Regions from separate parts of the Mus musculus genome. Here regions 1, 3, 4 and 5 are each linked to region 2. Evidence: chromatin loops called from intact Hi-C (ENCODE). Cell type or tissue: left cerebral cortex. All regions are shown on one strand. Each heading gives the region's core, and the rest is flanking DNA. Links, peaks and the distances in the headings are about the cores only. Region 1 overlaps Fnbp1 (formin binding protein 1). Region 2 holds the start of Gpr107 (G protein-coupled receptor 107). Region 3 overlaps Fnbp1 (formin binding protein 1). Region 4 holds the start of BC005624 (cDNA sequence BC005624). Region 5 overlaps Fnbp1 (formin binding protein 1).

Region 1 (6,180 bases), core at 527-5,526, 74 kb before region 2:
GTCAGTCTTGAATGTAAACTTGATTGGACTGAGAACTACCCATGAGGTGAGGCACTTCTGGGTGAGTCTCAAGGGCTTGTCCACAGAGGGAGATGAGGGTTCTGGCACAGCCAATGGACTAAGCCTTCCATTGAGTTAGCATTTGAGCAGACCACTGGGAGAGGATGGGCCGTCTCAGGTGAGGCGTGGCTAGAGGAAGCAGGTCCCTGTTTCTGAAGAGCTCTTGTCCTGCCCTCTGTCTGGGTCTCTTTTTGCTGGTTTCTGTGATGGGAGCTGCTCCTCTATACCATGCTTATTCTGCTAGGACAGAAAGAAACTTCTAGAACCTTGAGCAAAGCCTTTCCTCCCTCTAGCTGTTTCTGCCAGGCCTTTGGTCACAGTGATGATGACACTAACAGGCCACTTGCTTTTCACGGAATGTTCGCCATCCATATCCGACACTCTTTGTGTGTCTTCTCTTAGTCGGAGTCCTCATGAAGGCATCTATTATGACCTAACTAGTGCGAAGCAGTACTTGCCCAATGAGTGCTCTTCTGAACGTCTAGATGCTTGCAACTCCTTGAGGCCACCTATATTCACTTGATTAGCAGAGCATTAAAGCCATGTGTAGTGGCCACGTGCCTTGGATCCCAACATTTGTGAGCCTGAAGCATGAGGACTGTGAGCTGGAGGTTAGCCTGGGCTACTTAGCAAACTGTGCTCTCAAAAACCTAATGTCGGTTGGCGAAATGGTTCAGTGGGTAAAACACTTGTATGCTTGATGGCCTGAGTTTGGTCTGAAAAATTCACAGTGGAGAGTACTGTCTCCCAAAAGCTGTCCTCTGACCTTTGTGTGAGATCCGTGGCACACACATGTGGTCCTGTAGGAGAGGGCTAGGCCACCCCACTTAGCATTCATCACAGGCCACGGAGACCTCAGACAGCCCCCGAGGTGTATAATCCTATTCCTTAAGAAGGAAACCTCAGAGATAAAGTAAATTGCCTCCGCTCTTCCCATTAGTAAGGCAGGGATACACTCTCTGAGCCGTGGACGGCTTCCTGCCCCTGCAGGAGCTAAAATGTTTGGGGTTCACTGGATATTTTTGCAAATTAACTCAAAAGCTGCAGCTTTGCTTTTAGAAGGAAATGCAGTCTCCACAGCTCTGACCCCTGATTATAGCCCAGAAACAAACACAGAATAACAAAGTATCTTTTAGGGACCCACTTATAAAAGACCAATATCTACGATTTTCCTTTTAGTTTTCTACAAATTTCTCTTGGTTTAAATGAAAAGTATTTTAGCTTGGTGTGTCTCAGGAACTTGGTAGGCAGAGGAAAACCGATCTGTGGGTTTGAGGGCAGCCTGGTCTAAAGAGTGATACCCTGTCTCAAGAAAGACAAGTATTGGGCTAGAGAGAAGGCTCAGCAGGTAAGAACACTGACTGCTCTTCCTAAGGTCCTGAGTTCAAATCCCAGCAACCACATGGTGGCTCACAACCACACCTGACGCTCTCTTCTGGCACTTCTGAAAACAGCTACAGTGTACTTATGTATAATAGTAAATAAGATCTTAAAAAACAAAACAAAGCCAAAAAAACAAAAAACCACTGGTTGCTTTTCCAAATGACCAAGTTTCAATTCCCATGACATACATGGCATTGTCTGTAACTTCAGTTCCAGGGGATCTGATACCCTCTCACAGACACACATGAATGCAAAACACTAATGTACCTAAATATAAATGTACCTAAAGATAAATAAATCATTGCTGGGTAGTGGTGGTGGTGGCACATGCCTTTAATCCCAGCATTCAGGAGGCAGAGACGGGTGGCTCTCTGAGTTTGAGGTCAGCCTGGTCTACATTGCAAGTTCTAAGACATCCAGGGTTACAACAGAGAAACCCTGTCTCAACCTCCTCCTAACCCCCACCCCCAAAAGCAAAGAAAGTGTTTTTAAATTCTTCTAGGTTCCAAGATGAAGCTGCAGTTGCAAAATATATTTCCTGCATTTGTACCAACTAGTTCCTAGTTCCTCTTTTGATCTTTCTTTCTTTCTTTTTTTTTTTTTTTTATTGTTTTCTAGATTGCTGCCAGGCTATGGGTGTCCCAGGTACTGACAGGACCACACCATTGCTGTCTTTAAGAAACTTGCTGGGGGCTGGCGAGATGGCTCAGTGGTTAAGAGCATCAACTGCTTTTCCGAAGGTCCCGAGTTCAAATCCCAGCAACCACATGGTGGCTCACAACCACCCGTAAAGAAATCTGATGCCTTCTTCTGGAAGATCTGAGGACAGCTACAGTGTACTTACATATAATAAATAAATCTTTAAAAAAAAAAAAAGAAAGAAAGAAACTTGCCTTCCCGGGAGGAAGAGGCAGGCGGATTTCTCAGTTTGAGGCCAGCCTGGTCTACAAAGTGAGTTCCAGGACAAACAAACAAACAAACAAACAAAAAAACAACCAAAAAACTTGCCTTCCATGGCCTTCCTGAGTCCTGCAGGATTCCGTCAGAGAACTAGTCAGACACTTTCATCCAAAACAAAATTAGGGGCAAGCGAGAAAGATGCTTACACATTCAATAAAGATGCAACTCAGTTGCCCAGGGACTGCAGAGGAAGCACGCAACCATGTCATTCCAGATGTGTCCAAAAGCTGAAGGAGCGGCGAGCTGGAGACACACACTATTTCCTCAAATGGTAAAGCAATTTAACACTCTGCCGCCCATCTGTATCCAGTCTCAGCAGATCTGCGCCCCTGGCCCCTGCTTCAAGCACTAGAACTGGGTTCTTAGGGTGGCTGTGTCCTAGGCTGCCCATGGCAAGGGTCTTAAGATAATTACCAGACAATTGTGTGAGCAAAGTACCTTCTTGCTTAATAATGGCAGAGGTTCTTGGCTTCAATTTAATTTTTCTCTTTAAAACAGTTTATCATATAATCTAAGACCATTAAAACACACCACATATACACACACTCTCACATGATCTATGGACATCTAAAATATTCTATTTTATTTTTAATTGTGAGTGTGTGTGCGTGTATATGTGTGTGTATTCTGTAGGGACCTGAGGAAGACAGACGAGAGCGTCAGATCCCATAGAGCTGGAATTACATGCAGTCATGAGCTTGCTGTGGGTTCTGGGGAACTAAACTCTGGTTCTCAGCCAAAGCAGAGCACACTCTTAACCACTGAGTCATCGCTCCAGCCCCACAACACTTTTTTGTTTTTTGGTTTTTCGAGACAGGGTTCTCTGTATGGCCCTGCTGTCCTGGAACTCATTCTGTAGACCAGGCTGGCCTCGAACTCAGAAATCCACCTGCCTCTGCCTCCCAAATGCTGGGATTAAAGGTGTGCGCCACCACTGCCCGGCCACTTTTTTTTCCCCCAAGACAGGGTTTCTCTGTATAGCCCTGGCTGTCCTGGAACTTGTTCTACAGACCAGGCTGGCCTTCAACTCAGAGATCCACCTGCCTCTGCCTCCTGAGTGCTGGGATTAACAGCATGTACAGCATCCTATCTCTGACACATTTCCTTAACTGATGTTTTCTATGGGAGGACATAGCTCACTGTGGGCGGTGCCAGCCCTGGGAAGGTGGTCATGGTAGTATAAGGAAGCAGGCTGAGCAAGCCACGGGGAGCACCCAGTAAGCAGCACCCCTCCGCGGCCTCCGAGTTCTCGTCCTTACTTTCCTTCATCACGGATTGTAAGTAACAAGATGCAATTCCTCTTTTCCTCCTCACGTTGCTTTTGGTTATGGTATTTTGGTTATGGTATTTACCAAGGCAATGAAAAGGCAAACCAGCACAGGCTTCACAGTGAGTTCCGAGCCAGGGCTACAGAGTGAGACCCTGTCTCTCTCTCTCTCTCTCTCTCTCTCTCTCTCTCACACACACACACACACACACACACACACAAAAGGAATCAAAACTAAAGCCTGAAATCAGGGGTGAGCAAGATTGCTCAGAGGGTAAAGGTGCTTGCGGCCAAGTCTGACAATCTCCAGAGCCCACATGGTGGAAAGAGAAACCCAACTCCTGAAAGCTGTCCTTTGACCTCGACTGGTGAGCTAATCCCCCCCCCATGAATATCTAAATACAAAGACAAATGTAAAATGCTGGACTTAGCTTCGTGGGAAAAAGTGAGAGATTCTAATTCCATGCCCAGGACCTAAATCAACCACACCCCAGCTTCCACTCCTCTGTCCATACTGCTTATAATTCTCCCTTCATAAAGACTCAGGCCCACCTCCTGTCCAACTTCAAAATGGAGACATCTGTGTTATGGCTTCAACGCAACTACCTTCAAACTCTTAAAACTTTTATGCTTTTATTGCCCTTACTTCCGGGAGGGGTGATCTGAGAGTCTTTCTCTGTCTCCTAGGCTGGCCTGGAATTTGCTGTGTTGCCCACACTGGGCGTGAACGATCACCCTGAGTGCTGGTGTTACAGCTGTGATGTTCCCCCCCACCACCATACTTTTAGAAGTCATCTTACCATAGAAAAATGGGAGGCACAGTCTCACAGAAACCGGTCTGCTCTTTGGAATTTATATTGAGAATTCTAGTCTAATTTAACCTTTTTGTTTTGTTTTGTTTTGTGGTTGGTCTGGAATTGGTAGACAAGCCTGGCCTCACAGTCATGGAGCTCCACCTGCCTCTGCCTCCCGAGTGCTGGGACTAAAGCTGAGAGTCACCACACCTGGCAATAATTTAACTTTTCAGTATTTCCTCAAATTGAGTCATGTAACAAAAAGCCCTCAGGATTAGACCAGAGAGAAGGTCGCCCAGGTGGCAATGGCGCGCACCTTGTGTCCTAGCAGGCGGATCTCAGTTGGAGGCCACAAAATGAGTTCCAGGACTACAGAGTGAAACTTTGTCTCCCCCAACCATGCCCCCCCCCACACACACACAAAGGAAAAAGGAAGAAGGGGAGGGAGGAGTGAACACACAATAAACATCTAGAGAGTTCTGCCTTGTCACCCCTCTCGAAGTGTGGAGAGAAGCCGCACAAACTCTTTGTGGCTAAGAGAGACCATACATTGAGACTGGAACCACAGAAGAATTGTATTTCCAAGAAAAGTAAAGGGTCAGGAGATGGCTCAGTGGTAAAGACATCTGCTGCCAAGCCTGACAATCCAAGCTCTGTCGCCAGCACCCACACAGTTGAGGGAGAGAACCAACTCCTGAAGAGCACTGTGGGACACACACACTCATACACACACACTCATACACACGTGCACACACTCATACACACACTCACACACACACACACTCACACATGCACACACATACACACACACTCATACACATACATACACACACTCATACACACACATGCACACACATACACACACACTCATACACATACATACACACATGCATACATACACACTCATACACGCACATGCACTCATGCATACACACTCATACACACACACTCATACACACACGCACACACATACACACACTAATACACACACTCATGCACATACACTCATACATACATACATGCACACACATAAACACACTCATACACACACATGCACACACACTCACACAAACATACACACACTCATACACACACGCACACATACACACTCATACACACACACACACGAAAAACAAAAATTTGACACTGCAAGTTTATAAAAGACAAAGAACCCAGCTCAACCATCACTGTCTATCTCTGCAGCTGCCTGTAGCAGCCACTGCCTGTAGTTTGTTAGACAATGCCCTGTCTTGCAGTAGAAGTTACAGAAGAGACAGCAGTCACAGGACAGGGTCAGGTTCTGCACCAGGCCTCAGCTACACTTCAGTTTAATGCGGGTGTGTAGAAAACAGTGCACTCTCTGTCGGGAAGCTGCTTCTCAGGCTGCTTGTGTTGATGGCCTTCCCCTCCCAAGCCCTACCGGGCTGGCAAACCATGGCACTTTGGGGACTCCAGGAACCCCTGCCGGGCTTATCCAGCATGGCTTGATTCTAAGCAGTTTCATGGCGATCCTGACATCACAGTTTTTGCCACTTGAAAGTCATTCCAGAGTCATCTACAGGAAAGCCACTGCTCGCTGAGCATTGGGGAGGCCATGGAAGGCAAGTCCCTTTAAGGCCTCAATGGTGACAGCCACACCTCACCAGCAGTAAAGAACAAAGGACCAGAAATGGATTCAAACAGTTCAAATATTAGAGATCCCGTCAACTTGCTAGA
Region 2 (6,180 bases), core at 493-5,492:
AGGGCTATACAGAGAAACCCTGTCTTGAAAAACAAACAAACAAACAAAAGACTCCTAAAGATTTAATTGATTTAATTTTAAGTCTGGTAAAATGTTTACTGCAACGACACTACAAAATTCTTCTTTGGAATAACTTTTACCACTACTAAGAGGAACTGAGAATATCTGCACATTCCGCTCTTTAGTATTAGTCAAATTTAAAGACAGACTTTCTAAAAAATGGCACTGACCTTTATTATTTATTGGTCTTTATGACTTTTACTTATGTGTATATGTGTGAGTGTGTGTGGGTCTCCTGGAACTGGAGTGACAGGCGGTTGTGAGCTTCCTGATTTGCAGGCTGAGCACTGAGCTTCTGTCCTCTGGAAGAGTAGCAAGTGCCCTTAATCACCGAGTCACTCCTCCAGTCCCACATTATTGCCATTGTCATTGCCATCGTTGTCGTCCAGGGTCTCACTATGTAGCTCTGGCTGTCCTGGAACTCACTATGTTGAGCAGGCTGGTTTCTAACCTAGAGAGAGATCCACCTGCCTCTGCCTTCTGGGTGCTAAGACTAAAGGCGTGTGTCTGGGTTATTATTATTATTATATTTACGTGTATGTGTGCCAGATGGCCGCAGGAGCCAGAAGAGGCCACCAGATCCATTGGAACTGTTGTTACAGGTAGTTGTTAGTCACCATGTGGGTTCTAGAAACAAACCCCAGTCCTCGGCAACATCAGTAAGTGCCCTTAAGTGCTGACAATTATCAGTTAAGGAATGAACCTTAAGAAGTAAAAGTTGGATGGCAATATAGTGCAGTGGCTTGTCCAGCATGCACGAAGCCTTAGTCTAATCCGCAGTACCACAGCAAAAAGGGAAAACCTACTTCAAAATTCATCTGTTTACAGTTAAGAGCACTGACTGCTCTTCCAGAGGTCCTGAGTTCAAACCCCAGCAACCACATGGTGACTCACAACCATCTGTAACGAGATCTAACACCCTCTTCTGGAGTGTCTGAAGACAGCTACAGTGCACTTACATATAACAATAAAAAAGATCTTTAAAAAAAATTTTTTTTTTTTTAACGAAAATAAAAATCACTTAAGTAGGGGGTGAGAAGTCGCTCAGTAATTAAGAGCACTGGCTACTCTTCCAGAGGAGCTAGGTTTCAATTCTCAGGCCCCATAGGGTGGCCAACAAATACTTACAACTCCCGTTTCAGAGGATCTAATGGTCCCTTCTGGCCTCTCCATACTCCTGTATGCATGTGGCATGCATACATATATACTCAGGAATACATACATACACATAAGTAAATATATCCCCAACAGGTGACTTTTACCTCAGACTCTCTGTCATGGCTGTTACCATGCCAGCTTGCTTCCTTTTTTTTTTTTTTTTTGTTTCTTTTGGTTTTTGTTTTGTTTGTTTGTTTGTTTTTTAAAGATTTATTTATTGTTATATGTAAGTACACTGTAGCTGTCTTCAGACACACCAGAAGAGGGCATCGGATCCCATTACAGATGGTTGTGAGCCACCAAGTGGTTGCTGGGAATTGAACTCAGGACCTCTGGAAGAGCAGTCAGTGCTCTTAACTGCTGAGCCATCTCTGCAGTTGCTTGCTTCCTTTTTTAAAATATAAACTTATAAAAATCAGACAGGTGCGGTTATAGAGGCAGCTCTCGGGAGGCAGAGGCAGGCGGATTTCTGAGTTCGAGGCCAGCCTGGTCTACAGAGTGAGTTCTGGGACAGTCGGGGCTATACAGAGAAACCCTGTGTCAAAAAAAAACCCAAAAAAACAAAACAAAACAAAAAAAGAGCATGCCCTGCTCTTGCAGAGGACGTGAATCTGGTTCCCAACACCCATGTCATGGGGCCCACGACCTGCTTCCAGCCCCAGGGGTTCTAACCCTTTCCTGGCCTCCAGGAACCTTGCACTCACACACACTCCCCAACCCCACACATACACACAATAAAATAGAATAATACTTCTTTTTTCTTTTTTTTTTTTTTAAAGTAAGAAGCTTTTCATAATACTGGGCAAGAAGCCGTGAGAGTGTTCCATGGCAGTTTCAGTCCTGGTTTCACAGATGCCAGCTAAAACTGCCCAAGGGCTGTATGATCTTCAAAAAGCTACCTAATGTTCCCTGACACTGATCTCACACCTAGTAAACAAGGAGAAAAATCTGGGTTATCTATACAGCTTTCCGGTCCAACAACGCATGCGATGGCCTCGTTCTCAATGAGGCAAGACGGGCTTTTGTCCTGGGCTTTGTGAGCAGGGTGAGTCTGCCTGTGCTGGTGGGCCATTTATACCCAGACAGACTGCCTCTGAACTAATCTAACCAAACCTGATCTGATGAAAGGAAATAAGACATCTCATAGGACTCTTATAAATGACATAACGTAGATCACATAGCCAATCAAGTTCACTCAGAAAATAATTTCTCACCTCTCTGTGTAGGGCTGCAAAAGAGTAATTCCAGAGTTTCCTGCTCTAGGTTTCATTATCTATCTGTAAGGGGGTGGGATCAGATGAAAATCCTGTTCAAACATGGAAGATTGCATATTCAAAAGAGATGGCCCAAGACCCAAGTAAAGGGAAGACAAGGCTAGCCACCAGCCAGCCAGTGTCACTGCCTTTCCCTCCCATGAAACTGAAATGCATCTTAAGATAAACCCCAACCTCTGTGTCTCCACCTGCATGTTCTACTGTTGCCTCTGAAGAGGGTGTGACTGAACTTGGCCTGGTTTTTAAGTCAGGGGAAGGATTCGGGGTATATCAGTGTATGAAGACTGTGCAAGCACAGAGGCAAAACCAGGGCCTCCAAAACCATCTCACTTTTAGTTCCATATTTTCCCAAGTGATTTTTTTTTTCTTTTCTTTTTTTTTTTTGGTTTTTTCGAGACAGGGTTTCTTTGTATAGCCCTGGCTGTCCTGGAGCTCACTTTGTAGACCAGGCTGGCCTCGAACTCAGAAATCCGCCTGCCTCTGCTGGGATTAAAGGCGTGCGCCACCATGCCCGGCGATTTTTTTTTTTTAATTAGACAGTGTAGTCCCAACAAATCGATTTGTTTGTTTGTTTGTTTGGGTTTTCAATTCGAAGTTTCTCTGAGTAGTTCTGGTTGGCCTTGAACTCAGATATCCACTCGCCTGCCTCTGCTTTCTGAGTGCTTGGATTAAAGATGTGTACCACCACCTCCTGGCTCCAAGTGAATTTGTTGAAGTTCACAGTTTGTGGCATTAAAGTATATCATATTGGGCTGAAGAGATGGCTCAGCAGCTAAGAGTTCCTGTTCTTCCAGAAGACTGGAGTTTGGGTTCCCAGCAAGCACAATGGATGGCTGACAACCAAGGTAACTTCAGTTGCAGGGATCTGATGCCCCCTTCTGGTCTCTATGGGTACACCTCATGGCATTTATAAACACACAAACAACATAAAAACAAACTTAATTTCCTATCTATATGTATTTATATATACAGATCTATCATGTTGGGTTAGAGACACTGCTCAGTGGTTAAGAGCACTTACTGCTCTTATAGATAGATACCTGAGTTAACTTTCTAGTACTCATGATGTCAGGCAACACACAACTGCCAGCAATTCCAGCTCCCGAGGATCTGACACCATCTTCTGGTCCTCTCAGGTACCTATACATGGCACACACATACATAAAAAACTTAGAAAAGCAACCAACCAGACCTTCAAAATACATCCTGTTACTAGTTCCAGTTAAAAAGCTATAGGAATCTGATTCTGTCATAGGTGTTCACACACCTACATAGTGGTAGCTGCCTGGTAGTAGAGTTCCCTGTGTTTTTATTGTGTCCTATTTTGCTTAAATAATTACATGCACATACACAAAAGCATATGTTACTTGTGTGTCCAGCTAAAAACAAGAATCTAAGAACTAAACCAACTTGGTTATCAGCTATTTTAATACGAGTGTTTCCTGTAAGCCCTGGTACCAGGGACCTACAACCAAGTCCTTCCATTAAGTGTTAAGGACTAGAAGCTAAGTTTCCAAAGAGACTAAAATAGAAAACATTAAGGCTCAGACTCCAGCGGTGGCATGAAATCACACAAGACAAAATGACGTATCAGTTAAAAATCTGCATGTGATCCCCAGCTCAGACTGGCCAAAATGACCATTTCTTAGAGTTTAGGTAGAACAGAGGAACAGCCTGACACCTACCTCTTATATAATTAGATTGTCCCAAAGATTAAATGCCACTTAAAAAAAAAAAGCCTAGTGGATGGCTTCCTATGGACTCAATAAATCCTATTACTGCAACTATTTCAAGCTGAAGTTTGTGTAAAGGGCCTAGGATGATAATAAGTCAAGGAATCTAAGACAGGCCAGCAATTTCTAAGTTATTACCACCGAAGGCAGTCCAATCATCCGCCAGGGTCAGTGGCGGACATTGCGGGTTCCAGACTTTGGTCCAGGCCCCTCAATCCCCAAGCCCGGCAAGGCAGAAAGGAGGCCCGGCTTGAACTTGCCCCGCCATGGTTGTCATGGCAAACGCTTCAGGGTCCTCACAGGGGCTTTGCCGGAAGTCCGTCCTGGGAGGCCAATTGAAGAGTGCCGAGGTGGTCCGCTCAGGTCCCTGCGTGACCAGAGTTGCGTTTTGCAGTAAAACGATCTCAAGGACCTCGGAGGCGGCAGCCGCGCCCCCTTCCAGAGCACCTCCGGGACGACGCACTTTGACCCGGAAGTGGGTGGGAGAGGAAGCAGCTGGTGATGCTGGAACAAACATGGCCGTCCCGGTACCCCTCGGCCGCTTCGGCTCCTTCTGCCTGCGGCTGCTACGACTGCTGGCGTTGCTGGAGCTGCTGGTCCACCCCGTCTTGGGCCGCGTCCATCACCTGGCGCTCAAAGTAAGGCCTGGCAGGCTGGGGGCAGGATCAGGGAGTGGCGACGGGGGGGTGGGGGGAGCGCGACCGCTGTCCCGGGCTGAGCCAACTTCAGCCCAGCGGGATCTCCTAAGTTCGGCCCCTGAGCCAGGGGGTTTGCGCCGCCCCGTAGGGATGGACTACGCCGTGCGGCCTCCTCGGGTAGTCTGGTCCCTGCAGGTTTGAGGTCCTGAGGAAGGGGCCCAGATGCGGCCTAAATACCCAAAGACCTGGGAGGCCACTCCTGCGATTCCTGCTGGCTTCCCTGGATTCCACGTTGGTGGCAACCTTCCCTAATTCACCCTTTCATAACTTAAATTCCAAGTTCTCTTGTCCGCGATCTCCGCCCTTCTGTGCTCCTTGATCTGGCGCTTTGAAGTTGTGCGGAATCTTAGCCTGTTTCCTTGCTTGGTTTAGGGTGCTCGGTTGACTGACCAAAGCCAGAATCCCCAAGAGGAATTCAAATCTCTCTTGAAATACATGCCTTGGTTTCAAGAAGAAAAAATAAGAAAGAACAAGCCTGAGGATTTAAACTCAGCATCCAAAGTGTTTCTAAGTAGTGGGCCTTTTTCATTCCCGCTCTATGGCCATTGCCTAAGGAAGATGTTTATGACAGGCCTGAAGTGACCACCAAGAACCGCTATGGTAGCTAACTCACAGTAGAAAGTTCTCTAAGGCTTACACAGGATTGGCAGCCGGTTAATATACCTGGAGAACAGAAAGTGACATCATTATGACTCAAAGCCTTGTACATTTTCCTAATAGTCAGTGTACCAAGAAGTTGCGGATCTGGACACAGCTGTCTGTAAAAACACTTTCCATTAGGTGTGAAGGATAAAGGCTTGTGAATGTAGCGTTTAAAGGGTCCAGACAGACTGTAGATTTGAAACCTGGCCAAATCCATACAGGCACACTTGGGCTGTCTGCTTTTGATTGTTAAAATGATCTTGAAGCTGGGCGGTAGTGGCGCATGCCTTTAATCCCAGCACTTGGGAGGCAGAGGCTGGCGGATTTCTGAGTTCGAGGCCAGCCTGGTCTACAAAGTGAGTTCTAGGACAGTCGGGGCTATACAGAGAAACCCTGTCTTGAAAAACAAACAAACAAATGATCTTGAGTAAAGTGACTCTTACCTACAGCAAGACAGATCAATCTTGGCTCCTTATAAAATCCACTGAAAGCTGTAGGCACTCTCCCCAGAGAAATGCTTTTTGAAGTAAGACCATCTTACATCTTAACAGCTTTCTTGGCCTTTCTGTAGCTTCATAATCTTGGTACAGTTTAATCAAGGTATCCAAGTTTGCA
Region 3 (6,180 bases), core at 441-5,440, 110 kb before region 2:
AGACAGGTAGGAAAGCCCCCACTGACCAAATTTACCAATCACCTCACAGGACAGACAGCAGGCTCCACTGGGCCAAACTCTTGGGCAGCCATGTAATCACGGATAAAATTATTCTATACTTCCTTCTGACTCAGTCCGGTGACTGTGAGGTCACCCTGGGAAACCCCACACGCCACATGTCAGGCGGGTGGTTTTCCTCTCCTGGGACACAGCCCAGCTCTCCTGTAACACCTACCACTGAAAAGGTAGGAGGTAGGTATGGGGGTTCCCCTGGGGGCCTGCCCAGAGACACCCTTCCCCTTCCAGCTTCTCCCTGTTCTCCACACCTCAAACTTCTGAGCCTCCAGCCGCAGTTTCTCTATGTTCTGGGTGACTTCGGTGAGCTTCTGGTCCAGGCTGGCTGGGTCTCCCATCTGAGGGTTCTTTAGGTACACATCTTTCATTTTGGTGATGGCATCTCTGAGAAAGGGATAACAAGAACACGGGCACTGAGACTGGAGCCAATTGTTTTTTTTTGTTTTTTGTTTTTTTTTTTTGTCACTGTCCTTTCCAGAATACCCCATCCCCAACATCACAGGCTCCACACCACCTTTTACTCAATTTTTTTTTCTTTAAATGACAAGGAGCTGTTGGGCTGGAGAGATGGCTCAGTGGTTAAGAGCACTGACTGCTCTTCCAGAGGTCCTGAGTTCAATTCTCAGCAACCATATGGTGGCCCACAACCATCCATAACAAGATCTGATGCCCTCTTCTGCAGTGTCTGAAGACAGCTACAGTGTACTTAGGTATAATAATAAATAAATCTTTGGGCCGGAGTGTGCAGGTCAACCGGAGCGAGTGGAGTTGACCCCATCAAGCAGAGGTCCTAAAATTCAATTCCCAACAACCACATGAAGGCTCACAACCATCTGTACAGTTATAGTGTTCTCATATACATAAAATAAACAAATCTTTAAAAGAGAAAAGGCACTTTTTTTTTTTTTTTTTTTTGGTTTTTCAAGACAGGGTTTCTCTGTGTAGCCCTGGCTGTCCTGGAACTCACTCTGTAGACCAGGCTGGTCTTGAACTCAGAAATCTGCCTGCCTCTGCCTTCCAAGTGCCGGGATTAAAGGCGTGTGCCACCACCGCCCAGCAAGAAAAGGTACTGTTAAAACCTATCACCCTGTTTGCTTGGCGACACACACTGGTGATCTCAGCACTCAGGTGGTCAAGGCAGGAGGCAAGCCTGGGCTACACAGTGAGACCATCCCTTTGCTTCAGATGAATCTATAAGTTCACTGATTTTAGTGTGTGTGTGTGTGTGTGTGTGTGTGTAGGTATGTGTGCACATGGAGGTCACGTTGGGAGTCTTTATCTGTTGTCTACCTTTTCTTTTTCTTTAAAACAACAACAACAACAACTCTGTATGTGTGTGTGTGTGTGTGTGTGTGTGTGTACATGCGTGCACGTATGCACACTCGTGCCTGTGAGATGCACACCTGTGTGAATACCCAGCGGCCACCGGAGGCAGTCCCGTGCCTGCATCACTCTGTCCCCTTTCCTCTGAGGCAGGGCCTGGAGATCCTGCCGACTCCACCCACCTTGGAGCTTGGGTTAGAAGTGTCTGAGGGATGTTGGGTTTGTTCTGAGTGCTGGAGTCTGAACTTGGAACACAGCATGGGTGCATAATTGCAGAGCCATTTCTCCAGCCACCTCACTTGTTTTGTGAGTCAGGACCTCTTACCAGCAATGGGGTTACAGACTCTCACTACTGTGCCTGGCTTTTTATGTGGGATTAAAGGCGCACACCACCACTGCCCGGTTAAAACACCCTTTTTAACCTCTGAGAAAAACCTCCTAAGACTCCCTGTACCCAAGGCAGAGCTGCACACAGGATGCTAGTCTGTTAGTGACCAGAGCAGACCAGTTACAGTTTGTTTCCAGACCACTATACCGCTCAGAGAAAAGACATACGGGGTGCAATCCTGTAATCCCAGCCCTGGGGAGGATGCAGCAGGAGGATTGCTACTCTGAGTTGAGGCCAGCATGGGTGACATAATGACTTCCAGGGTAGGACTCTTTCAAAAAACAAACAAACAAACAACCATCAAAACAACGAAGGTGTGTTGGGGTGCTTATACCTCCTGTAGTCTCAGACGGCAGGAGGCAGAGAGGCAGGAATCGGAGTTTGCAGTCAACCTGGTCTGCAAATAAACAGACAGACAAACAGACAAGAAGGAGGAGAGGAAGAGAAGAAAGGAGGAGGAAGAAGAAGGAGAAGGAAGAGAAGGAGGACGAGAAGAAGAAAGGAGGAGGAGGAAGAGGAGGAGGAGGAGAAGAAGAAGAAGACGACGACAACAACGACGACGACTACGACAATGGGGGGGGGAGAGGAAGGAGACTTGAGAATCTGCTGGAAGACTAATATTTAATTATCCTCAACTAAAAAGAGAAACAGATTTTAGACTCAAAGGCAGGATATGGGGGAGAGAGGAGAGAATCTTAGCCATCCTTTGTACAAAAAACAAAAAACAAAAACCCCCTTGACCTTTGAGAGAAAACCCCTAAGACTACTCGTATTGAGGCGATGTGGCTGATGCCAACAAGAACTTCACAAGGGCCCTGACAGGGGAGACCCTCACCCTTGAGGTGGAGTCTATCACTGAGACTGTCCGGACCCAGACCCAAGACCCTGTCTGACCAGCAGCAGCTAATTCCGGAAGGCAAGTCGTGGAGAAACGACTGTCTACTGTATGACTACGACCTCAAGAAAGTGTCTACCCTGCACTGTCCCGTCGCCAGTGTGCCCAGAAATAAAACAGAGACACCGTGATGCTCTGCTTGGAGAGTCATGGACACCTGCACCCTGTGCCTTGATGCCTGCATCAGAAGTACAGTCGTGCCAACCTCTGTACCTTGGGGCTGAGGGACGCTCTGGTGGCCTCTCCAGCTCATGACCCTGGGACCCCAATATCTTCCTTCCATTGACTGGGAAAGCAAACAACACTTCATACATTCACTCAGAACAAGAGACCTATGAAAGCTAGCCATGTGTGTTTTGTTTCCCAGACTCAAAATACAACCTCTGCAGAGAAGCCCTGCACTTGACAAACAAAAACACCTGCCAAGAGCCGGGCGTGGTGGCACACGCCTTTAATCCCAGCACTCGGGAGGCAGAGGCAGGCGGATTTCTGAGTTTGAGGCCAGCCTGGTCTACAGAGTGAGTTCCAGGACAGCCAGGGCTCCACAGAGAAATCCTGTCTCAAAAACCAAAAAAAAAAAAAAACCCACCTGCCAAGACTATGCCTTTCTATGTTTTAGAGGCTGAAGAGATGGCTCAGCAGTAAGAGTGTACTGCTTCATCACAAGGAGTAAAGCTTGGTTCCCAACTTGCCTATAATTCCAGCTCCAGGAGTTCTGATGCCCCTTCTGGCCTTTGTGGGTACCGCATGCATGCGTGTATATGCACACACACAGACTCACACAGACTCACACAGACTCACACAGACTCACACACACACACACACACACACACACACTGGATTTCTTCTTTCCAGACTGAGCTTGGGTTCTTTGACAGGGCACATCTGCCTTACCTCTGGTCCGTCTCCTTCTGTATCTCTCTATTGAGATCGTCAACTTTCTGTTGTAGTTTTTTCCTTCTCTGCTCAGGTGGGAAGTTGCTGAAGTCTTCTGGTGTGACACCCTGCAGACACAAACATAAATGAGACACCAGAGAGCCTTGCAGTGCCCCTGGGCAGGAGCAGGCAGACCAAGCCTGCAGACCTGCTGAGCCAGCTATGTTTCCCTGCTGCACCAGCTGAGATGCAAAAATCAAACACATGCAGACCTGGGAAGTCCCACAAATCACCACGTGTCATCTGCAAGGGCCAGAGCAACACAGGGAAGGCCAGGGTCAACCACACCGCAGGAGAGATGGGGGGAAATAGCTCTGACCCAGAAGGAGACCCAAAGACACATTTAGAGACTGCATACTCTGACTATTCCCACCCAGGACAGGAAGTGACGCTTCTCTAATGTAATCCAGTTCCTGTCAGTATTGTGTCTAAGTCTCTGCTTTCCCCTTAGTTGAAGTGTCCCTAACCATCTCTCCTCTCAATGCTGAGGCAGTCAGAGCTCCTGCCCCTGTGAGATGACAGACAGGCTTTCCATTGTGGATGTGAGCAAAAAGTACGATTTAAAAACCATCACCCCCTTCTGGTGTCACTTGTCCCTCGCTGACTCTGGGACCCCAGATTTACTTCCTACAGTGTACAAAACCAACCTCCCGTGCTTCTACTGTCAGAGCGTGTGGTAACACGCCCTGACCCCTTCTCTGCAGGGTTGAACCTGAGGCCTACATGTGCTAGACATGCATTGTACTTCCAGACTACAGTCTCAAACTCACAGTGATCCCCCTGCCTTAGTTTTCTAGGTAGTGGAATTAAAGGGGTAAACCACCACATCTAGCTCCTGATCCCCCCTCCCCAGACTTAAAAGATTTTATTTTAAAATTGTATGTGTAAGTGCCCATAGCCCATATGCACACGTGCACCTGTGTGTTCAGTGAAGAGGGCATTAGGGTCCCTGGAATGAGTTACAGGTGGTCGTGAGCTACAGGATGTTGGAAAAGAACTTGGGTCTTCTGCATTCTCCTAACTACCAAGCCGTCTCTCCAGCTCTGGCTCAGCTGAGTGCAATCCTTCAGACTCAGACTCCCGAGTGCCAGGGTCGCAGGCATGAGTCACCACACCTGGCTGGGACTCTCTTAAGCTCCTACTGCACTGTTGGCTCTTACTGTACTTTCAGTAGGCGCTCTCGGGGAGCTGGTCTTCCTCCAAGGACTGCCTCCTTGGCTTCAAGGCAGTACAAGAGCTCTTCCTTAAGTGAGGCCATTTTCATAAAGAATGAAATGTATTCAATGGACCCAGAGAAAGCCAGGAAATTTATAAAAAGAGATTTTACTTGAAAACCTCAATTCTTTTCAAACAAGAGCGAGACTGACTTGGTGGCCCAGGGAACGTGATTCTGGAATCCAGCTGGATTTGCCAAGCAGCTTACATGGGGGCTTGTGACAGAGGCTTCTAGGCTGATTAGGAGAAGCTGCTGCCGGGGGAGCACAGGAGTCAGCAAATGGCTCGCCCCTTAGGCCAGGTGGAGGTCAGCACTCCATCCTGAGACCCCCTGGGTGTGTGGTGGGTGTGGGAGCGGGAGAGGATGGGCAGTATTCCTGTCACCAGGCCAAGCATGGTCCTACAGGCCAGCGGCTCCCCTCTCCCACGCACACTAGTGAAACATCACTGTCTAGCTTTCTACTCATTCTATTTAAGCACTGAGCTTGGAGGAAAATCCATCTTTACAATATGTATTCATTCTACAATCTGTGGGAGTCAGCTCCATCTTTCAACCATGTGGGTCTCTGGAATTCATCGGGTTAGCACCAAACAGCCCATTCCAGTGAGCCAGCTTGGCGACCCTGATCATTGTTTCCTAGATTGGTGTATGTGTGTGTGTGTAGTTTGAGACAGGGTATCTTGGTTGTTTCCCATTGCATACTCTACCCACACAGTGCTAGGCTTATATACACGTCTGCCTGCTGCTGGGCTTATAAATACTTTCGCCTCTGGACTCATTTTCCCAGCCCTGAGGTTTTGTTTGTTTTGCTTTTAAATCTCAGACGGAACAAAATTCAATGCAAGTCATGGAGTTGTGTCAGCAAGGTGATCTGGGCAGTGGCCAGAGAGCCTTCTAGAACTTTCTGTGATGCTGGGGACATTGTGTGGCTGCACTGTACAGCTACTACAGCTGACTGCCCCACTTGAATGTGGCTGGTTCAGTGGTGACCCGACTCTTAGGACATGTATGAGGCTTGGACGGCATCTGAATGGCTTTGGAGACGCCTGTAAGGAACACTGCAGGCTGGTGGCTTGTGACTGGCCCTAGAAGAGGAAGGACTAGTTACTCATGACAACAAAATCATCATCTTCAATTGATAAAAGGTCCATCGAAGAGCCAGGTCCCTCTCAATAGCTACCCTGGCTATGTCAACAGTGTTATTACTTGAAAACAAGTCACTGGGAAAACCTCACACCTTGGTTGCTATGGAGATTCAGGTCAGCAGCTTCTCATAGAAACTTAGGATCTATAGAAAGGGTGTCTCACCCAATTGGGCTTTTGAAGTTTAGATTTTCTCAAACAAAG
Region 4 (6,180 bases), core at 707-5,706, 170 kb before region 2:
CAACACACCTGCCTCCAACGAAAAAATTATCACTTCATGGAAAAACTAAGAATAAAAGTAGCTGGAAGTTGTTGAGACAGTCTCACAATTGTCTGACCTAATAGGTCTCAAATGTGAGGTCCTCCTAACTCTTAGTCTCCTTGGTGTGGGAATTTCAGGCATGTGAGTTCTGAAAATCTGAACTCAAAACACCAATGTGCACTGGAGATTATGACAACAGATATCCTGGGGTGACAAGATCCAAGGCTCTTTGAATACAGAAAAATGGCCTTATGTTTCTTTCCCTCTCTATTTCTCTCCCCCACCTCTTTCTCTTTTTCTCTTTCTCTCCTTCCCTCCCTCCATCCCTCCCTCCCAGTCTCTCTCATTCACACACACACACACACACACACACACACACACACACACACACACACACTTGCTTGCACAGTGAACTCAGATTTACCAAGATAAAGGAAAAGTGAGGAAGAATTCCTTAGTGGGAAGGGCTCCAGGGAGGGATACTCTGATACCATGTTTTAAAGGCCTCAATGAAAAAGATTGATACCAGGCAGTGGTGGCACACACCTTTAATACCCAGCACTCAGGAGGCAGAGGCAGGCAGATTTCTGAGTTCGAGGCCAGCCTGGTCTACAGAGTGAGTTCCAGGGCAGCCAGGGCTACACAGAGAAACCATGTCTCCAAAAACCAAAACCAAAACCAAAAACAAGAGAAAAGATTGCTAAGTACATGATAACCCTGTGTTTTGAGAAAATATCACTAATCAAGAAAGGCAAGAGCTGAGAATGTAAGGAGGGAGGACAGGAAACATAAATGCAAACAGAGAGCCACCTTTGACACCTTCCACAGATTCCAAGCCTGAGAAGTGGAGAGGACACAGCCAAGGAAACACGAGACCCTCCGTCTGTGAGGAGACATGTCTGAGTGTCTGTGTCTGGCTGGGGCTCAGCTACAGTCCTCAGACAGACAATGGGCCTCACTGGTACCTACATGTCTGCATCTTCGTCCCTCCGGTTGGTCTCTGCAGAAAACGATGTCCCCAGGTGCAGATCCTCCTCTTCACTGACCCTGAGAGGAGGGAGCAGGTCACAGTCATTGATGCCAAGTTACCACAGAACACACATGAAAACATAAGACACAGGATGGTATGTAAAGAGACAATGCTAGACACATATGCAAGCAGGAAGGCAACGTCGGCTGAGACTTTGGGGAATGAGTGCATTTTTTTTTTAAAGATTGATTGGTTTATGTATGTATGTGAGTACACGTCACACTCTACAGACACACTAGAAAAGGGTACCAGATTCTAGTGAGCCACATGTAGCTCCTAGGAATTGAACTCAGGACCTCTGGAAGAGAGCAGTCAGTGCTCTTAACCACTGAGCCATCGCTCCAGTCTGAATGCATGCTTTCTTTTGCAAACTTTTATAATAGTTAAGTTTCTGTGTGTGCCAAGGTTGTGTCAGAGTGCCCTTCTTTTTAGCTTCTCCCCTTTGTCTCTTACTAACCCAGAGCTCATTATTTTGGCCACCGAGTCTCAGGACACTTACCCGATGCTGGGGTTACAGATACACGCTGTCCCACTAGGCTTTTATGTGAGGGTCAGGGATCTACCTCAGGCCCTCAGCTCTACTTGCTATGCCCTAGTTACTTAAATACACTTACACATTTTCTCAGTTGCTTTATTCAGAGAGGGTCTAGTGCAGCCCAGGCTGACCCTGGACTCCTAATCCTTCTGTTTCCATCTGCAGAGTGCTGGGTTGTCAGTATATCATTTTCTAACTATGTTTTCATGCAAAGCTTCTCCCCATGTCTGAAATAACAAACAAGGCCCTTTTACCCTTTTACAAAAGAATCTTCTCTCTTGGCTCTGAGCCCTCCTGGGAGTTTGTACCTTGGCACACTTATGGTATGCTCTATGCGGGATGTCCCTCCCTGTCCCTGCACACTCAGGCCCAGGCGACAGTGTCTGCACCCCGCTCCCCCCACTTACTTGTCTTTGCCCCGCTCCTTCAGTTTCTTCATGTCCACCATGCCCCCTGTCGCCATTTGGAAAGGATCATCCTGCAGAAAAGCACACAGCTTAGAGGACACATCTAGAACAACAGCAGCTCAGTTAGTGTCATCATCGAGTGTGCTGGTGTGCATGAACATGTATGTGCACACACGTGCAGGCCAGATGTTAACGCTGTGTGTTCTCATCAATCTTTCACCATGCTGCTGCTGTTGTTGTTGTTTTAATTTCTCTGCATGTATATGTAATTGTGCATATTGTGTGGTTGTGGAGGCAAGCGGCCAAACTCAGGAATCTGTCCCAATCACTTTCCACCTTAAATTTCAGAGACAGGGAGGTTACTGATTTGGGTGGACTGGCTGGTCAGCCAGCTCTAGACATCTATATGACTCCACCGGACCCCCTGGTAGGAATACAGATGTAAGCTATCATATATGGCTATTATGTGGGTGCTAGGAGCCTGACTCAGAAACAATGTTAGCACTTTAGCCTCAGAGCCATTTCCTCAACCCTTTGACTTATACTGAGAGAGAGGGTCTCTCAGCTTGCTTATTCCGCTACATTATCCTCTCTGCCTCCCCAGTGCTCAGATTATAGACATGTGCCACCATGCCTAGGTTTTTATGGGATGCCATGGAATCCAAACATGGACTCTTGTGCTTACATAACAAACACTCTGAGCTATCTCCCTGGTACCATGGTTATAGTCACAGGGGCTGGAGAGATGGCTCAGTAGTTAAGAGCATATGCCTTTAATCCCAGCACTTGGGAGGCAGAGGCAGGCAGATTTCTGAGTTCGAGGCCTGCCTGGTCTACAGAGTGAGTTCCAGCACAGCCAGGGCTACACAGAGAAACCAAAAAAAAAAAAAAAAAAAAAAAAAGCACCAACTACTCTTCTGAAGGTCCTGAGTTCAAATCCCAGCAACCACATGGTGGCTCACAACCATCTGTAATGAGATCTGACGCCCTCTTCTGGAGGGTCTGAAGACAGCTACAGTGTACTTACATATAATAAATTTAAAAAATCTTAAAAAAAAAAAAAAAAAAGAGGAAGAACAGCCCCAGAGAGGAGCCAACACTCACCACCAGAGTAGTCTCCTCTTGAACCTTCTCTCCTACCAGCAGGGCAGCCGCACTGAGCAAAAGAAACCAAACCACAGAAAGAGAAACAACACAGAGACAAGGAGGAAATCAGTGTGCTGGCTAGGGTTTTGTTGATCTGACATAAGCTGGAATTGTCTGGGAAGAAGAAACTTCAATCGAGAACCTGCTCCTGTGGACAGTGCTCCTCCCCGTGGGCAAGTGGGCCTGTGTTGTACAACATAGCTGGATGTGAATGAGCCAGGAAGCAGTGTCCTCCAGTCTCTGCTTCAGGCCCTGCCATGATTCCCCCAATAACTGAGGATGATCAGGAAGGGTACAAGTTGTTTTGGTCCTGGTCACAGCAGTAGGAAGCAAACTGAGACAATTGGGATTACATAACTGAGAGAGTAGTGGGCAGTAGTTACAAAAGCCAAAGAAGAACCCAGTGCTCTGCTCGCTGTGAATGGTGAAATGGGGGGTCGGGTGAGAGGCAATGAAGCAGTTGGCGCACGCTCCTGCAAAGCCATTTGATATTCTGGAAATCACAGAGTAAGGTTCTGCCAGTCAAGGGATCTGTATCAGAAGACATATGCCAGAGGAAAATTTATCAAAATGACCCTAAAACCTGAAGCCAAGGCTTGACAGGGACTGAGTAAGCACACCAGCACTGAGCTATCCCCACCATTTCTTGTTTACTTTATGACCCAGGTCTCATAGTTGCTCAGTCAGGCCTTAAACCTGTGATCTTCCCACACAGCTGGGACTACAGTGCTATGGCACTAGGATGGGCCTTGTTGATGCTGAGACCAGTTTCACTCTGCAGGCCCGGCTGGCACCAAACTCATGGTAATCCCACTGTTTCAGTTTCTCAAGTCTGGGAGTCTAGGTGTGAGGCAGCACACAATCCCAGTCAATCTGGTAGCAAGTTATAGTGCACACCCCTGGCAATGCACACGACGCAGCCTTCTAAAAAGGTTTTCTGGAAAACACACACCATGGTCAGAGGCTCACAGTAATATGATGATTTAACTCTTTAAAAGCATGGGATAAACTAAAAAAGAAATAGGTGGGAAATAAATGGAAATATTATTATAAATGCTGTCTCTCTACCTCAAGTTTTTTTCTTTTTCTTTATTCTTCTTATGAAGCCTAGGTTGCCCTCAAACTCCCTGTGATAGGATTGCACCAAACCAGGCTATTGTTTATTTATTATACTTTTTAACCTAAGTTTCCCAAATTCTTATCTCTTAACACGTTGTCAATCACAATTCATCAGTCCAGCTAAAATTTACAGTTAGTGACTTGGAGCAGACCCATAGACCATCAGGTTCAGGGCATGTGACAAACATTTATAAAGAACCTTAGTTCCCTCTATGATCAGTAGAACTGTATGTCAAAGGAGGGATTTGTGACTGCGACCCTAGCTGGAAATTTTTGTTTTAGCTGGAAATCAATGACGCCGCGACCACCCCCGTGGTACCCACCTCACCCCATTTGGCCTCTTCCGCAAGTTCTGCACCTCTCGGGTTTCTTCCAGTTTTAGCCTGGGGGAAAAAAAGGAATAAAAAGTGACGCACAGGTTGAGACCTGCGGAACTCAAAAGCCAAACTCCGTTCTAAGGACATGTCCCTTTGCCGAGTCCCTGATCCAGTGGTCATCGGCAGTCAGACCCATGCGACCCCGGGGCACCTCTCCCAGCCGCGATGTGGCCTTATCCCTAGGAGCCTCTGCGTGGCGCTGGCCGGTATCCAGTCCCAAGCCTGTCTCAGCAACACGTACCGAACCTCCTCTGATTCTTGTTCATCCTCCTCCGACTCCGAGTCAGCCCGGCGCCGGCGGAATGTTTTCCCAGTAATCCGCATAGCGGAACCAGACCCTTGGCGCTGCGTTACCAGACGCGTAGTCCAGGGAACCTCTCTCTTCCGGCGCGCAGAAGTGTCGTCAGAGCGTCGGCTGCACTCAGACCCGCCTCCGCCTTGCCAGGCCACACCCCAAGCCCGTAGGGCCCCGCCTCAGCAGGGCAGGCAACCACTCCGAACTCCGAAAAGCAAGGGCAGGTATTGCCGCGTGGCCACACCCTCGACCACGCCCATCGAGTAACCATGCTCACCGCTCAACAGGACGGCCTTCGAACCACACGGTGAAACCCCAGCAGCACGGCCACTCCCCCGACTCCCGGCATGCTTGGGCACTCACCACTCGCACGGCCACGCCTCCGGCGTGCCCGGTACCGCCCTCTAGTAGGCTGTGACCTGTGACACCGCCCCCGCTCCTGGCATAGGCTCTCCCGATTGGACGTCTGACGGTGAGGAGGCGGGGCGTGGCAGGCAGAGCCACAAGACTCTAGGCAGCGCCGCGGTGGGCTAGCTTGACTGACAGGCGGCGCGGTTGCGACGGCAGGTGAGTTTCTGACGGCTGCTGCCTGCTGCCGGGGGCTGGGCCGCTAGAGCGGGGATCATCGTCCAGCCGCTGGGAGCAGGGGAGGCCTGGCTTTGCGGGGCGGCCAGGACCTGGTAAGAGGTCCCCGCCGCCTATCATCCCATCACCGACTCCCGTGCCCGCCCCGAACCCCCACGGCTCTGGCTTTTGAGCAGGCCGCACGTCGCTTGGAAGGCCAGCAGGAGGCCACTCGGGCTCCAGGGCTCGGACGTGCACATTTATTCCTCACTCACAAAAGCTGATCACCTTGCCGGGGGTGAATATCAGTCCCGGTGCTGACTGTCCATACCAGGTTGGCCTGCAGCCATTCGTCCCTAGGAGAGGTACCACTGACGTTCAGAGGCCAGGGACTGCTCTTTGAGAGCTTGGGAGGACTCGTTTGGCCTGGAGGACTGTCGCTCTGCCATAAGCACCTTACACCCCCGAGATGTTGCGACGGTAGTTAGTTTTTAAAGGTGTCTATAAACACTTATAAGATGGATAAGTGCATGCGTAATAGCTCACATGGGACTTTTAGGGACTCCTTAATTACTAGTTTCCTCTGGAGCACAGCGCTTCTTACTCGACACTTAACTGTGGCAGGCACTGGGGTAAGCAGTCTCTTCTAGAAGCCTTCCATCAAATCCCACGAAGTAGATGCAGTT
Region 5 (6,180 bases), core at 557-5,556, 94 kb before region 2:
AGTGTGGGTGACCCGGTCCTGGGACAACGCATCTGCAATAAGACAGAGGCCATGGCAAAGACTCCAACACCAGAGACAGACCGTTTGAATCGTGAATTGAACGCAGCACACTAACTGTCCTCTCTCGCTCTCTGGAAGTCCAGATCTTAGTTTGATTAAGACCAAAAGATAAACTCTGAGACTCTGCATCTGTAGCTCACAGCCCACGCAGGGTCCAAATGGCCAGTACCTTGTTTTTCTTGATGAATGGCCAGAGCTTGCCTCTGGACTTGCCGCCAAATCTGAGCTCAGGCTTGCCTTCTTTGGAGCTGGAAAGGCTGTTGTCTGACACTGTGCGTTTCATTGGCTGTGTGTAATCTTCGAATTCAATGTCTCCAGGAGGCTCGAATCCTGACTTATAGGCTTCTACGACCAGCTGGGAGTCCTGCAATCACACCCAGGGACAGGCAGGTCACCACCAGAGTGGCGATGATACAGACCAAGGAGGACCCAAGAAATGCTACTGAGAATCCCACTCTTTCTCAGCACTGTGGTCCTCAGCACTGTGTTTATTGCTAGAGAGATTGTCTCACAAAGTTTTGCCTCCACCTCCCATGATGCTTTGCTTTTGAAGGACTCATCCTTTGTCCACGTGTTGTATGACGTGTCACTGAACCCTTAAACAGGGTGCCTGGAGGGAGCTTCGCTTAGACGGTTAAACTTTTCTGAGAGATCTTGAACTGGTGACATAATTATGAAGAAAAAAGAAATTCCAGTCAAGGTAAGATTGGTTTGAGCACCTCAGGTAGAAAGCTCTCCTGTAGGATGCAGTCAGAGGGGGGAGGGTGCTGTTCCTTTTGGACCACTGATAATTTTTTTCTTACAAATGTGGCAGAGGCCCCTGAAGGATGCTCAAAGCCAACATGTCTTAATGAAATGGGAGGCAAGATATCTTACCATCAAAACTCTACACAAGAAAACCACCTATTGCCTGGCACTTTCTCTTACAGAAATCTACCATTTAAAACATTCCAAGGCAGCAGGGCACACCAGACTGATAAAACTTTTCAGAGATCATTAAAAGTGGAATGCAGGGAGCCAGGCAGTGGTGGCGCATGCCTTTAATCCCAGCACTTGGGAGGCAGAGGCAGGCGGATTTCTGAGTTCGAGGCCAGCCTGGTCTACAAAGTGAGTTCCAGAACAGCCAGGGCTATACAGAGAAACCCTGTCTCCAAAAACCAAAAAAAAAAAAAAAAAGTGGTATTTTAAACAAAAGGCAAAGGCAATTTTGTCTCCCAAGGGACTTTTGGCAACACCTGAAAGTGACATGGACTATCCAATGAGGGGTGCCATCAGCATCTGGTGTCAAACACCCCACGCCTCTGCAGGCAGCTGGGTCACGGGTGCCGCAGAGAACTTTGAATCTTTCCAGAAATCAGTCCAATCCCAGCAAAACACTTCCATTCAACTTAGTGACATCCCTGCGAGTGTGTTTTGTGAGTGGGGACTAAACCCTGAAGGCTTCAAGAAAGGGCTTTCAGGTAGAAAAAGACAAAGACCACACCCAGCAACTCCCAGGGTCCCTGAAGGAGGTGCTGCTGGTGGGACAAGGAAGGGACGATGGCCCCAGGAGAAGCCCAGAGAGCATGCTTACGTTTTTCTGGTCGATAGACTCGGCCGCCTTCACTATCCCGTCCAGGCACTTCCCGATGATGGGTATCACCTGCCGGTCCACCTCTGCGTACGTCTTCATGGACTCCCCAATACGCACAATCCGCCTCTCCTCCATCTCTTGTATTTTCTGCAAAAATCAGACCGTGTATAAAATGGTCTGCTGCTAATCCAGGTAGTGGTTTGGGGGTGACTACTGCTCCCCTGTGTTTACTGTACGGTCATAGATCAGCCTGCTGTGCTGTGTTCAATGAACGGCTGGGCTGCGTAGTGATTGCTTCACACAACTGTATTGTAATTGCTGGAAGACTCCTGTGATGTGGAACGTTGATTTCAACTGGCAGGATCTACCATCACCAAATATCCTCTGGGCATGCCAAGGAAGGAGTTTCTTGATTAGTTTAACTGCGGTGGGATGACCCACCCTAAATGTGGTGTCATTATTCATTGTGCTGGGGTTCCAGCCTAGGGGAAAAAGGCAGACCCACAAGACCCCTCAGCAGGTGTGACGGCTCATGCCATCAAGCTTGATAACCCAAATCCAAAACCCAGAGCCCACCTAGCAAGGAGAAAACAGTATGTCTTCTGCCCACTGTGTGTGCTGTGATACAAGCATCTACCCCACACATAGCCACATACTAAACACATGAATAAATAAATGTAAAAGTGATATATATATATATATATATATATGGAGAGGGGGCTGGAGAGATGGCTCAGTGGTTAAGAACACTGGCTATTCTTCCAGAGGACCTGGGTTTGGTTCCCACCATCTGTAACTATAGTCCCAGGGGCTTCAGTGACCTCTTCTGGCTAACGCAGGTACTGCATGCATGTGGTGCACAGACTACATACACGAAGACAAAACACTCAAATATACAAAATAAAAATATAGGAAAAAAATTAAAATAAGAAGGTGAGCCAGGCTCTAGCACGCACCATTCCTTGTCCCCAGCTCCTGCCAGCATGTGACCTCCTGTTGCAGTCAGGGCCATGATATCCTGCTCCATACCCTCAACTGGGAGCCAATAAACCCTTCCTTCCTGAAGCTGGCCTTGAGGGAGGACCTTATCACAGTGCCACCGAAAGGAAGTACAACCCATCCCAGTGGCCCTATTATGCTATTTATTATTATTACTTTGTTGTTTGGAGACAGGCTAGCTTTAACATGATCCTCCTGCCTCTACTTCCCAAGTCCTGGGATTACATCAGAGGGGCATGTTTGGTTTTTGTTAGTTTGTTTGTTTTTAGTTTTATTAGAATCCTCCCTGTCAATATACATCCCTCCACTTTCCATCTTTTACAAAACCATTTTGGTAACAGTCTCAACACAACCCAGGCTGAGACAGAACTAGAGTCCTGCCCTCCACAGCACACAGCAGTGATCTCAGCCCCCTACGCTATGACCCTTTAATAACAGTTCCTCATGGTGTGGTGACCTGCCACCTCCAACCATAAAAGTATTCTGTTGTTACTGTAACTTTGCTACTGTTATTAATCATAACGTAAATACCCGTGGTTTTCAATGGTCTTAGGTGACCTCTGTGAAAGGGTCGTTCAATCCCTAAAGGGGTCTCGACCTACAGGTTGAGAAATACTGACCTAAAGGTTTGTGGTGGGGACCCTGAGAACCTCATCAGGGGTTTACTTCAGTCAGTCACTTTGGCTTTTCTACATTTGGAACTCAAATCCTAAAAGATTCCTCAAATGGTGTGGTGATGTAATCCTTGTGTTCTAGAAGCTGAGGCAGGAGGATCACTAGTTTGAGTCTGGCCTGGAATACACAGCAAGATTCTATCTCAAAAACAAATAAGAAACAGACAAAAAGTTTCCAAACAGGAGTGTGTGTGTGTGTGTGTGTGTGTGTGTGTGTGTGTTGACTGATTGATTGATTGACTGTCATGCTGAAATGGAAGGTAAGGCTTGCTGTGACTGTGACAAGCCAGTGCTCCACAGTAAGTGTCACACAGAGTCTCTTATACCATTTTTGAGAACTTGAGATAGAAAAAAAAAACCCAAAAAGATGCAAGAGCCAGTAGCAGCACACACTTTAATCCCAGCACCTCAGGAGGCAGAGACTGGTGGATCTCTGAGTTCAAACCCAGCCTGGTCTACAGAGTGAGTTCCAGGACACAGAGAAAACCTGTCTTAGAAAAATAAATAAATGGGATCCAGGCTCAGTTGGTAAAGTGCTTGCCACAAGGACATGTCAACAGTCATGCAAAAATGCCAGGGCCGGGTCGGGTAGGGTGTAAATAAGCCTAGCACTGTGGCAGCAGAGCTCGGAAGATCTCCAGCACTGGCTGCTGGCCAGCCCAGCTGGGAGGGCAGGCTGCAGATCAGTGAGAGAGCCTGCCTCCACAAAGAATAGAATGGTGGGCCAGCATAGTGGTGCACACCTTCATCCTAGCACTCAAGAGGCAGAGGCAGATGGATCTCTGTGAGTTCAAGGCCAACCTGTCAACAGAGCTAATTCCAGGACAGCCAGGGGGCCACAGTGAGATTCTGTCTGTATGCGCTCTTGCTCTTTCTCTCTTCTCTCTCTCACAAAGATTTTAAAAAGAAAAGGAGAACAATTCAAGGGAAACAATACTTGTTTGTTCAAATCCCACAGCTCTGAATGCTGCTTTGTCTCCTAAAGCTAGGCAGGCGATTCTTGTAGCCAGAGTATGCTTTAAAGAGGAAGCGCTCATCTAAAAGGCACAGTTGTAAAATCTCAGCCCCTGCAAAAAACGAGGGTGCAATGAACACCAGGATGTCCACACAGGCACCCAGTGAACGGCGGGCTAACATTGTGCTTCATTCTTATTGCTGGCCATCGTTTGATCTACATGCTAAGGGGAAACGACTCAGCGGGGGCCGGGGAGATGGCTAGGTGACTAAGATGCTTGTCGTGCAGGCATGAGAACCTGAGATCAATACCCAAAACCTCTATAAAAAAAAAAAACTGGGCGTGTGGGACACACCTGTAAGGGTACCCAAAATAGGAGAATCCATGGGGCTTGCTGGCTAGCCACCCCGAGATTTTAAGATTTATTATTTGTATGTGTGTGTGTGTGTGAGTTTATGTATACTATGTGTGTGCAGATGTCCTCAGAGGTGCCAGAGAGGATGGCAGATCCCCTGGGGCTGCAGTTGAAGGCAGTAGTGAAGTCACCTGATGCAGCTTCTGGGAAACTCCCTACAAATTGACCTCTGACTTATGCACGCACGCATACACACACACACACATACACATACACACACACACACACACACACACACACACAAACACACTCAGGGGACATTTGGGAAGCCAGATGTGTTTATGCATACTTGTTATACCAGGAGGCCGAGGCTAGGAGATTGCCAGCTGAGGTACAAAGTGACTTCCAGGCTACAGTGAGAGCCTGTCCCATCAGAACATCCTGTCTTCACAAACCCTGAGCACTGGGGAGCGCTTACCTGGAAGATGTTGGGGATGTGGGTATGGTAGTATTCCCATTGCTCCTGGTTGAATCTCTGCAGGATTAAGGAGTAATCTGCTTTGCTGTCCTCTGCCATTTGCTGGCGTATCTGAGCTTGTTGTCGTGCCTTGGGGCAAAAGTAAGAAAATACTGTTTATACAGATAGACAAAAGCCTACATCGGGGCATACCACAGCCCAAATCACTTGATAGACTGTCTCTATCTTTTTTTTTTTTAAAGATGAGTCAGTTTGTTCTTTTTTTTTTTTTTTAGATTTATTTATTTATTATATGTAAGTACACTGTAGCTGTCTTCAGACACTCCAGAAGAGGGCATCAGATTTCGTTACGGATGGTTGTGAGCCACCATGTGGTTGCTGGGATTTGAACTCGGGACCTTCGGAAGAGCAGTCGGCACTCCTAACCACTGAGCCATCTCACCAGCCCAACTGTCTCTATCTTACACACTGAAAAATTACTTCTAGGCTACTAAGAGGCTGAGGCAGATCAATCTCTGTGAGTTTGAGGTCAGCCTGGACTACAGCATGAGTTCCAGGCCAGTCAGGGCTGCATAGGGAGACCATGTCTCAAAAAAAAGAAAAGAAAAAAGAAAAAAAAAATTACCCTTTTGTGGTACTGGGGACTGACTGAAGAACCCAGAACCTTATGCTTGCCTACCTGTGATCTCCCACTGAGCCACACCTCCAGGTCAGCAGGTGCTTAAAAACAAACCAAACACAGTCTCAAATCTACTCTATCTATCTATCTATCTATCTATCTATCTATCTATCGAGACAAGGCCTTGAACTCCCTGGTATCACAGTCAAAAGCGCACTCGCTTTTTTAGAAGGGCTCAGCTTTCGCAGGGCACATGAGCATCTATCTCACTTGCTTCGACTGTCTTGTCTGCACCCATGCCATAGAGGATTAAGATCCAGGACTGAAAGAAGGCATGCTCAGATGTGAATACAAAGACCAAAGCTGCCTGCCACGTCTGCCCACTGCCTGGCACAGCTCAGATGAGGTTGGTGGGGTTTTTTTGTTTTTGTTTTTTTTTTTTTTTTTCTTTTTTTTTTTTTTTTTTT

What was found. Hi-C counts contacts between places; a loop is a spot of excess contacts. Peaks named below come from ENCODE experiments on the same cell type or tissue, not always from the same donor. Only the 100,000 strongest peaks of a DNase experiment are listed, where the experiment ranks them.
Region 1: a loop joins it to region 2, with 2.0 times the contacts of the local background. A loop is called at or near these places in 12 of 42 quality-filtered maps.
Region 3: a loop joins it to region 2, with 2.3 times the contacts of the local background. A loop is called at or near these places in 29 of 42 quality-filtered maps.
Region 4: a loop joins it to region 2, with 2.6 times the contacts of the local background. A loop is called at or near these places in 4 of 42 quality-filtered maps.
Region 5: it touches region 2 in a loop (2.0-fold over the local background); 11 of 42 quality-filtered maps call a loop at or near these places.

What each region holds. Positions count from the first base shown.
Region 1 is chr2:31,073,399-31,079,578 of GRCm38, forward strand. The region is part of intron 6 of Fnbp1 (formin binding protein 1); the gene reads right to left. Among named protein-coding and RNA genes, the nearest start is that of Fnbp1, 66 kb to the right of the region's middle. In left cerebral cortex, for the core only: no CTCF peak of the experiment used is centred there; a DNase peak (open chromatin) is centred at 3,122.
Region 2 is chr2:31,147,619-31,153,798 of GRCm38, forward strand. Gpr107 (G protein-coupled receptor 107) reads left to right here and starts at 4,698. Exons shown (of 18, transcript NM_178760.4): 1 at 4,698-4,863. The coding sequence starts at 4,741. D330023K18Rik (RIKEN cDNA D330023K18 gene) reads right to left here and starts at 4,673. Exons shown (of 2, transcript NR_040334.1): 1 at 4,364-4,673; 2 at 3,431-3,632. In left cerebral cortex, for the core only: a CTCF peak has its summit at 3,377 (motif pointing left); a DNase peak (open chromatin) is centred at 4,684; H3K4me3 peaks cover 1,852 bases; H3K27ac peaks cover 1,025 bases.
Region 3 is chr2:31,036,830-31,043,009 of GRCm38, forward strand. Fnbp1 (formin binding protein 1) reads right to left here. Exons shown (of 17, transcript NM_001177648.1): 12 at 3,576-3,685; 13 at 327-459. Among named protein-coding and RNA genes, the nearest start is that of Gm39786, 43 kb to the left of the region's middle. In left cerebral cortex, for the core only: a CTCF peak has its summit at 3,351; DNase peaks (open chromatin) are centred at 4,748 and 5,281.
Region 4 is chr2:30,976,902-30,983,081 of GRCm38, forward strand. BC005624 (cDNA sequence BC005624) reads right to left here and starts at 5,040. Exons shown (of 9, transcript NM_144885.2): 1 at 4,877-5,040; 2 at 4,582-4,641; 3 at 3,098-3,149; 4 at 1,994-2,064; 5 at 991-1,068. The coding sequence starts at 4,959. Usp20 (ubiquitin specific peptidase 20) reads left to right here and starts at 5,378. Exons shown (of 25, transcript NM_028846.5): 1 at 5,378-5,497. In left cerebral cortex, for the core only: a CTCF peak has its summit at 2,998 (motif pointing left); a DNase peak (open chromatin) is centred at 5,249; H3K4me3 peaks cover 1,533 bases; H3K27ac peaks cover 750 bases.
Region 5 is chr2:31,053,795-31,059,974 of GRCm38, forward strand. Fnbp1 (formin binding protein 1) reads right to left here. Exons shown (of 17, transcript NM_001177648.1): 7 at 5,095-5,223; 8 at 1,634-1,780; 9 at 230-424. Among named protein-coding and RNA genes, the nearest start is that of Gm39786, 60 kb to the left of the region's middle. In left cerebral cortex, for the core only: CTCF peaks have their summits at 2,470 (motif pointing left) and 4,127; a DNase peak (open chromatin) is centred at 3,985; H3K27ac peaks cover 375 bases.